Regions from separate parts of the Homo sapiens genome. Here region 1 is linked to region 2. Evidence: chromatin loops called from intact Hi-C (ENCODE). Cell type or tissue: endothelial cell of umbilical vein. All regions are shown on one strand. Each heading gives the region's core, and the rest is flanking DNA. Links, peaks and the distances in the headings are about the cores only. Region 1 overlaps LINC02011 (long intergenic non-protein coding RNA 2011). Region 2 overlaps NR2C2 (nuclear receptor subfamily 2 group C member 2).

The links. Peaks named below come from ENCODE experiments on the same cell type or tissue, not always from the same donor. Only the 100,000 strongest peaks of a DNase experiment are listed, where the experiment ranks them.
Region 1: it touches region 2 in a loop (2.1-fold over the local background); 1 of 110 quality-filtered maps calls a loop at or near these places.

What each region holds. Positions count from the first base shown.
Region 1 is chr3:14,804,569-14,808,962 of GRCh38, reverse strand. The region is part of intron 1 of LINC02011 (long intergenic non-protein coding RNA 2011); the gene reads left to right. Among named protein-coding and RNA genes, the nearest start is that of LINC02011, 4.6 kb to the left of the region's middle. RefSeq lists an enhancer at 4,056-4,394. In endothelial cell of umbilical vein, for the core only: no CTCF peak of the experiment used is centred there; a DNase peak (open chromatin) is centred at 2,162; H3K27ac peaks cover 2,443 bases.
Region 2 is chr3:15,040,890-15,045,283 of GRCh38, reverse strand. It overlaps NR2C2 (nuclear receptor subfamily 2 group C member 2), which reads right to left. Exons shown (of 14, transcript NM_001291694.2): 14 at 1-2,450. The coding sequence ends at 2,276. It also overlaps a transcript of MRPS25 not described here. Among named protein-coding and RNA genes, the nearest start is that of MRPS25, 22 kb to the left of the region's middle. In endothelial cell of umbilical vein, for the core only: no CTCF peak of the experiment used is centred there; DNase peaks (open chromatin) are centred at 783 and 2,223; H3K27ac peaks cover 3,044 bases.

The DNA.
Region 1 (4,394 bases), core at 306-4,305, 240 kb after region 2:
TGGTGGAGTTGAGGGAGGTGGTAGAGTTGGTGGTATAGAAGATGTGGGCAGGTATATCTGTGTTTAAATGTGGGTACAAATGAGTGAATGGATAAACCGCTTCAATATTTGATGCAAAAAGAAAATATATTTTTTTAAAAAATTGATCTTGTTTCTGAGATTAGCAATAAAAGCAAAATACCCTAGAACCCCCAGGGCAGGAGCAGGTGAGGGAGGCTCAGATAATTCAATTCACTGCCAGTGTTACTCTTAGCTGTCAGCCTGTGCAAAGGAGAAGGGAGGACAGGAAGAGACCTCAAGGCTTTGCTAAGCCCTTTCCACTACTGTTGAATTTGGGATTTGAGGCTAAGCAACGTCTACTTTAAAAGATCATAGCACCAAGGCCAGTTGGGAAAAACACAGGTCTGAACTTGTGTAGCTGAAGCCACACAATAGTGTGGAGTGATGGGCTATGAAGTTGAAATGCTTATTCCTTTGTTTGCTGTTCCTAATAAGAGAAAATGGATAGGAAATACTGTTGGCTTTACAAACACCCACTGCCAATACTGGTGGTTGTATTTATGGGACTGAGCCACAGCCACTCACTGAATTCAGGGGGAGTAACTGTAAATACCCACAAAAGACATGATGTGTGGGGATGATGACCATCATCACTACTTTCTTGAGCCTTTAACATATGTTTTTGTCCCAAGAATTGTATAAAGGAGTTATTATATCCCCATTTCACAGATGGAAAAACTGAGGCCCAGAGAGAGGAAGTGACTTGCCCTTACAGTCCAGCCAGGACTCTCATCCCATTCACTCATTTACTACTCTGTGAATGCTTGCAGTCCTTGGCTTTGCCTTTTGTGGGCAAGAGCCTCTCCACACTTCTCTGGAAGAGCCTGGAAGGTGGAAGACAGAAACCTCTAAGGCAGATGCCAGCAGGGTTGATATCTGAGCAGGCTTTCCCTCTCTCCCCCTTTCTTTTTGCTCTTTCCATGCTGCCCTCTCTTTCTATCTACTTTGGACAATCAGAATGGCCAGCAGCTGCCAGCAACCTCGCGGTAAAAACCTAGCGGGAGCGTTGGAAGTGGGGGCCAAGGGGACCATCACCATGGTTCTGCCACATCCAAGGACCAGCCAGATGTCGGCCTCAGAGCCTGGGGAACTTAGGATCAAAGGAACTTGGATGTCCAGTGCATCAGCCAGGTGAGGAGACAGTGGCACTAACAGCAGGCAGTCGTAGCAATGACAGTGATAACAAATGCTGATAGCGGATGCCTGCTGAGCATCAGCTCTGTGCTCCACCCTTTCCGTACATCTCATGACAATGTAAAGTGATTTTTATCATTGTCCCCATTTTACAGGTGAGAAAGCTGGGGATCAGAGGGGTGAGACATTTTCTCAAGACCCAGAGGCAGTGGTGGAGTCAGACCCAGGTCCGTCTGTCTCTAGGGCCAATGCTGTTTGCTGTATACCACATTTGCCCAAGGTTACCATGGCAGAATCTTGACCAGAATCCTGGGCATTCCTTCCTTTCTTCAATTCATTCATTCAGCAAAAATGAATGGAGTACCTACTTTGTGCCAGGTGCCTCATAGCCGAGCCTCACCCTGTGCTTCCCAGAGCTCCCAGGCTAGCTGAGGAAGGCCACCCAACATCTAATTACCACCAGCCCAATAAGAGCACTAATGGGGAAAACAGACTTCCTGACTCCCAACCAGTGTTCCCATTACGGTACCACTCCTCAGGTGCCTTTAGACTCCTGCGGTGGTGATGACAGGTTCCCCGGGGGCTTCTGAAAACAAAGTCACCCCTCACTGCACCCTTTAAGACCCCAGGACCCTCCCCACACACAAAGTTCCATCCCACACACCTCTCACTCATGCACATGCATAGTGCACCATTCTCCAAGTCAGCAAATATTTCCCATCTTTCTATCATCCTTGGACAATCTGGGGCTGACTACCTCCCTGAACACGGCTCGGGTTATGGCAGCCCCAGCTCCAAATCGCTGAAATCCAGCTCCCTATTCCCACAGGCCTGAAGCCTTTAAGCCAGCTCCAAAGCTGGATGTGGCCACGTTCTCCAGAAACAAAAAAGCACCCCAGGCTCTGCAAGCTCATGTGAAAGTGCCCATCACCAAGCCTCCCAGACAGGCAGTGGGATGTGGTGGTCAGGAACCACATTCACTTGGGCGTGACCTTGGGTGAGTCACTAAGTCTGTTTCCTCATTTGCAAATCATAATAGCTGATATTTGCTGAGCTATATGCTGATATATTTGTGCCTTCAATATATGTTTTGCATATATTACCTCATTTAATCCTCCTAACAAACCCATGCAGTAGGCATTGTTATTACCCCCATGTTACAGATGAGGCTGCCACAATGCAGAGAGGCTAAGGTACTTACTTGCCCAGGAATACACAACTAGTAAGTGGTGGGCATGGGACCCTGGTTCTGGGGCTGGCCTTCTTACCTACTTCAGCACACTCCTCCCCACCCCTAATCAAATGGAAATGATAATAGTGTCTCCTCAGTAAATGAGGTCATTCATCTAAAGAATTCAGTACGGGAGAGGGATATAGGGGGGTGCTTAATAAATGATGTCTGGTACACAGTTGGTGCTCCATAAATGTGCACAAACAAAGTCAACTCACCAGGAACTGGGGCACACAACCCCCACAATCAGAGCATGAGAAGATCAGAAAGGAGCACTTACTGAGCACCCTGTGCATGCTGGAATGAGCAGAGTTGGGGGTAGTGGAGGGCAGTGCGGAAGCAGGGCAGCAGCCTGTGGAGGTGGCCTGGGTTCTGCTTCCTGCCCCACGCAGAAGGGGGTGAACCTCAGGGTTTGCTTTCCCACTGTGTGCTGGCCACCTTTGCATTCTGCTCCTGTGGCAGGGGCCCCCTGTGTTTCCCATTTTCCACGAGGTCCACCTTTTGTCACCTAGAAGAAAATGCATGCTATTAAGAAGGAAATTACCCTGGCCCTGCAGCCTCTTCAGCTGCTGACCTCTTGGTCCCTGCAGTCTCAGACTGCTCACCCTGCAGTGCCATGGCTGTGACACCATCAGCCTCTGGGGCTTATCTTCCCCTGAAAAGTAATTGAGTTGCCTTCCTGGCTCCAGGGAGGACAAATCTAAGCCAGATACCTGCCGGGGGTTTGGGGGTTGTGGGGGTAGAGTGGGGAGGGAAATGGTGTCTGAGCAAGGCTGCCCTTCCCTTCCCATGCTGCACACATTGCTGGAGGACATCAGATAAATTTGGCTCAGACCCCCACTGCCCTGAGCATGCTCACCCAGGCTGAGAGAGGAGCAGGTTCTCGACCACACCAGGTACTGGTTCTGTGGCCCTGGGCAAGTCATTTCACCTCGCTGCACCTCACTTTTCTCCTCTGTAAAATGGGCATAATGAAACTTCTCTTGGGTTGAAGTGAGGATTCGGTGAATTTTAGTTCTCTTCTCTCTTCACTTCCCTGTCCTTAAAGAGTTCATGGTGTGGTCAGAGAGAAGGGCCTGGGATCAGCTGATAGTGATGCAGGGCAGCTGAGCTGAAAGTAGGGGATCGAATTAAGCTTACCCCTAAGAGGAGAGGAAGTGACATTTGGACTGGGCCTGAAAGGTCAGGCAGCATTTTCCAGGTGCAGCAGTAGGGTGGCCCTCCTAGGTACAGGGAAACTGCCTGAGCAAGCACCTGGAGGGATGGAAGAGGAAGGCAGGTGGGCACGGTGAGAAATGTTTGTGGTCACAGCACAGGACATGTATGTGAAAGCTCTCTGACTGATGGTGGGCCAAAGAGTCTGGACTTCACCCTGCAGGTAGAGAGGAGCCATAGTCTGGGGGAGGGGGTGACATGGTCAGCCCTGTGTGGTAGAAAGCTATGTGGTAGCTGGAGTTGTGGATGAGTCAGAGGAGCAAGCCTGGAGGTGGGAAACCTGGAAGGCAGGAGCCGGGATGCCACAAGAGGAGATGAGACCTGAATTCATGAATGCTCCTGACCCATGGGGGCTGCATGGGCTCAAATGCATGCTGGAAGGCTTCTAGGAGGAGGTGGGCTTTGATCTGCACCCTCATCAGAGGCAAGGGCATTCCAGACAGGGGTGGGGATGGAAAATGGGGGCCGAATCTGATGAAGCTGGAGCAACCAGTGTGCCGGGTGGGAGTGCATTTGGGCGAGAGGGGTAGGCAGGGGCCTCAAGGTCTTGATCCATCAGTCTTCGGCTCTCCAAGAAAGGGCTGAGCTCTGGGGGAGGGGAGTCAGAGGCTGGGCAGGACCAGCTTGGAGTTTTTATTATCACTGGGTGGGATTTTTATCACTGGGTGGGATTCAAGGTCTGTGGAGGAAGCGGCCACCCTCTTCCGGCCAGCCATTTTTTTTCCTTGCACTGGCCTGTTTGGCTTTTTCCCGA
Region 2 (4,394 bases), core at 115-4,114:
AAGAACTGGGATCTGAAAGCTGTTATGCTTGTATTCCCAGGGAACTGCAACATGGCCCTCATGGTCACTCTCAAGGATCAAAACGACGGAAGGCAGGCAACAATCTGTGTTAGAGGCACCACTGAGCTGCAGGATGCCTGCTACTAAAAGCCTTCACAAGCAGAAATGAAACAAACCTGCCCTAATTCCATTGTCTCAGCTGGTTTTTTGTCTTAATTTTGAAACTGAAAACACATCAGGGTTAGAAAAGTAAAAATTACTTTAAGCTGGCAAAATTAAATCCTTTCCATCATTTTATAATGGCCACTCCCACTACTCTCCAAAATTTGCTGCCAAGGCAAGAATTATAAAATGATATAATTAAATCCAAACAAGAATTTAGAAGTTGGAAACACTGTTCCCACTTACCCTACTAACACTGACTTGCGTAAAGTGCTGCTAACCCTTCAGGATCAAGCATCCTGTTCTGCCTTGAGCCTGCAGCAGCTTCCATTCTGTCCAATGTGGCACCACAGGGGCGTCTGTAGCTGGCCAGACTGCACCCCTGTGGAGCACATGTGGCGCCAGCCTGAGCCAGATCAGAGCACCTGTGAGTCAGGGGAGTGTCCAGGGATCTTTTTGGATATCATCTGATTAACAAATCAAGAGAGGCAAATTTAACCCAACAGGGTGTATTTTCTTAATCTGGACTATTTAAAAAGCAAAAGACAAAGCAATTGACCGGGTCTTCCACATGCCACTGTTCTCAAACAGGAAAAGCTTGCTATATATTCACATCCGTGGGAATTTACGGGTGTTTGAAGTTAGACATAACTTCCTTTTAAGCGCATACTGTTCTTGCTGTAAACTCTGGTTGCTACAATTTATGAGGAGAAAGACTATCACCCTGGAAATTGAGGGTTGTTTTTAAGGAGCAAGCAGCCTGCATTTAAAATGCTCCGGGGTGGTCGGCTGGCACACACCTGGGGGAACCAAAGTGCACAGTGTGCTGGTAACATTAACAGACTTGCCAACAGAGATGCTGAGTCTATACACATTTTTAAAATCTCTGGTATTTAAGGTCAACAGGAAGAAATTGTCCTGAAACCTTCCATCCAGCTTTACCAGGCCCTAACCACTCTCGCCAGGCGGCAGCAGGCTCCTGCCCAGCCCCAATCCAGCCTCACAGTTATGATGGAGCTGCAGAAACACGAGCCCTTTTCAAGGGGGCATTTGGAGTGGAAAGCCCTGGGAAGGTAACGCTCACACTCCAAGGCCACACTCCTCCATCTGGACAAACACACAAGCACCCCCAATTGTATTGGAAGTACTGTCAAGAGCTCAAAATGCCCACCTTGCACTTTTTGGTCACAAGGCTCCATCTGCCACGAGCGGCGGATGTGACTTGGGGATGTTTTCACTTGCTGGAGGAACTGTACATCTCATTTGGCAGTTAATGTCTGACTAGTTGCAATCCAATTCAGATAACCAGTCATCAAAGGAGAACCCCAGGTTCTAGAGGAGTCTGCAGATGCCCATCAGAGACCAGGACCAAGTAGTCAGGGAACCTGACAAGTGTCTGCTCTATGGCTAGAAGCTTCTGAACTGGGTCACCACCGACTGTGCTACCACACTCCCACTTACTGCATGATGCAAATGAGCCACGTTTCCATTCACAGAATTCAGCTCAACTCCACAACATGTGCACACAATTAGGAATGATGCCTTCTTTTCTTAAACATAAATGATTGTCTCCTGTACCCTAGTGAGTTTTCACAGAAATCATTAGCATTTCGGCAAAAGACATACACAGTTTTCCATTTGCCCTGCCCACAGGCAAGATGTTGCTAACGTTACACATTGATAAGTGCTTAGAAAGTGCTAATATTATTACCCTGGTAATTAGTATCTATAATTCCAAGGACTTTTTTATATATATATATACACACATACTATTCTCTCAGGTTCTTTCAGTTTTCTTTAATACTAGTCTCTGACATTATAAAACCTTTTTTTTTGTTTTTTGCCCTTTGAGAATTTCTAAATACAAATTGAGTTAAAAGATTGTTCCAAAATCTGCTGCTTCATCAAAAGGCATTAAAACATTTCTTATGTCAGGAAAGGATCCTACTAGTCTTTTAATTGCTATTGTCTGGGATTAACAGATAAGGAGAAACCAGACAGGAAATGGCTAACATATGGAAATATTTGCACATACCAAAATACCACTACTTTTCTTTGTATGTGAACGGTCCTGGAAGGATTCTGTTGCTCCTTGGCAGGTGTGTGGTTTGCGCTATAGACTGGCTCCGGTGATCTGGCCATTATACTCTGCTGTCTCCATCTTGAGGATGTAGGGGATTATGCTGTCTATCGAAACATTGCCAATGAGACCAGTAAAAAAAAGTTCTTCTGTTATGTTGGAGCTCATCAGCCTGAGTGCCGGCAGGCGAACGAGGATCCGGGCCAATCTATAAAAGGGAGTGTCATTAGAAAAGGAGACTGTTTGATGCCCTTCAACCACAGCTCAGCAAAGGCTCCTGGGGTCCCGTCTGTATTGCACAGAATCAAACCAAACGGATCCACCATCCACCCACCTCTCTTTTCTGATTTCAACAGTTCCTCTTATAGAAATTTATCATGAGAAAAAACCAAATGAGTACAAAATGTATGTACAGATGTGTTCCCTTCACTCTTGTTTATTCCAACTCTCCTCACCCCCACCACCAAGAGAAAACCTGGAAATTCATCAACAGAGGACAGACTAAAGTAGGAGTCTTCATATGATGAACTGCTAGAGACTCATTTAAAAAACGATAATACAAACCTGTATTTACTGACCAGGAAAGACATCCATGACATATTGCTCAATAAAAGTTTAAAAGGAGATTATAAAACAGCAAGTATAGATGTGTATATAAAGTATTGGGAAAATGTTCACCACGCTAACAGTTGGGCTCTGGGTATTGGGATTTGAGGTGATTTTTTCTTATTTTTTGTACTGCTCTAATTTCCAGTGTTCATTTAGCATTATAAATAAAGCAGTAAAATAGCTTTCATTTTGAAGAAACTTGGGGTGGAGGGTGCACCACAATGCTGCCCTGGAGGGCCACTGAACACTGTGTATCTCAAGTGTCCCACGTGACCAGGCCATTCCCCAGCCAGGACTGGATCTCAGGTGAGCAAGTGGAGCATGTGCCAGGACTCTACTGCAGTGCCATGTGTGACAGCCCAAACCGGAAACACCCTACCTTTTCATTAGCAGGGAAATAGGAACCATAGAAAATGAAGAAGAGTACGTATTGTTATTGTATATTACATGAAAAAAGGTTACAAAACCTTTGGTATTTTATGATCCCAATTACAATACATAAAAAATTTCTGGAAGTGAATACGCAAAATGTTAATAGTAGGTATCTGGACAGTGCTTTTTTGTTTTTGTTTTTTTGAGATAGTGTCTTGCTCTGTCATCCAGGCTGCAGTGGAGTGATGTGATCACAGCTCACTGCAACCGCAACCTCCCAGGCTCAAGTGAGTCTCCCACCTCAGACTTCTGAGTAACTGGGACTACAGGTGCACACCACCGCACCTGACTAATTTTTCATTTTTTTGTCATAGAGATGGGGTCTCACTATGTTGCCCAGGGTGGTTTCAAACTCCTGGGCTCAAACAATCCTGCTGCCTCAGTGTCCCAAAGTGTTGGAATTACAGGTGTGAGTCACCACGCCCTGCCCCTGGATAGTGCTTTTTAAAAAGTTTTCTTTTTCCTTTTTCCTTTCTAGAACATTCTAAATTTTTCTAGAGTGAATACTGCTTATTTTTAAAATGGGAAAATGTATTCATACTATGCAGGTAGCATTCCAGCACCAGCATCCATTCACTCAGCCACAATGAGTCGCTGTGCTCCAATCTTGCAGGGCACACGAAGGTGTAAGGGACCTGCCATCTCAGCTGGGCCTTAGGGGCTGGCTAAGATTTCTATCAGCAGAGATACAAAGAATGGGGAGGGATGGGAGGCATTTCAGGAGGAATAATCAATATGAGAAAAGGCACAAGGATGGGGAAGAGTAAAAAATGGATATTCCAGACAGTAAATATCAAGATAAAGAAAAAATGAATATGCAAACAGGATGTAAAACACTCTAGGCCCTTTTCTTTGAGAACTATCTCGAGTGAATTTCTGAGCCCTATAAGAAAGCCTCCCTTATCATTTTGGGCTCCAAGTAACCTGTCGTCACCCTACCCAACCCTGGGTCCCTGACTGGACAGGAGTGACTCATGATGTTTTCAGACACATTGTATCTACTTTCCAAGGCCACAGAATCACTGCTGTCAAAGTGATTCTCGAGTGTGCTGTGGCTCTGCCAGTAGCCCCAGAGGGCCATTTCCAGCCATCTTTTGGCCATGGGAACTGT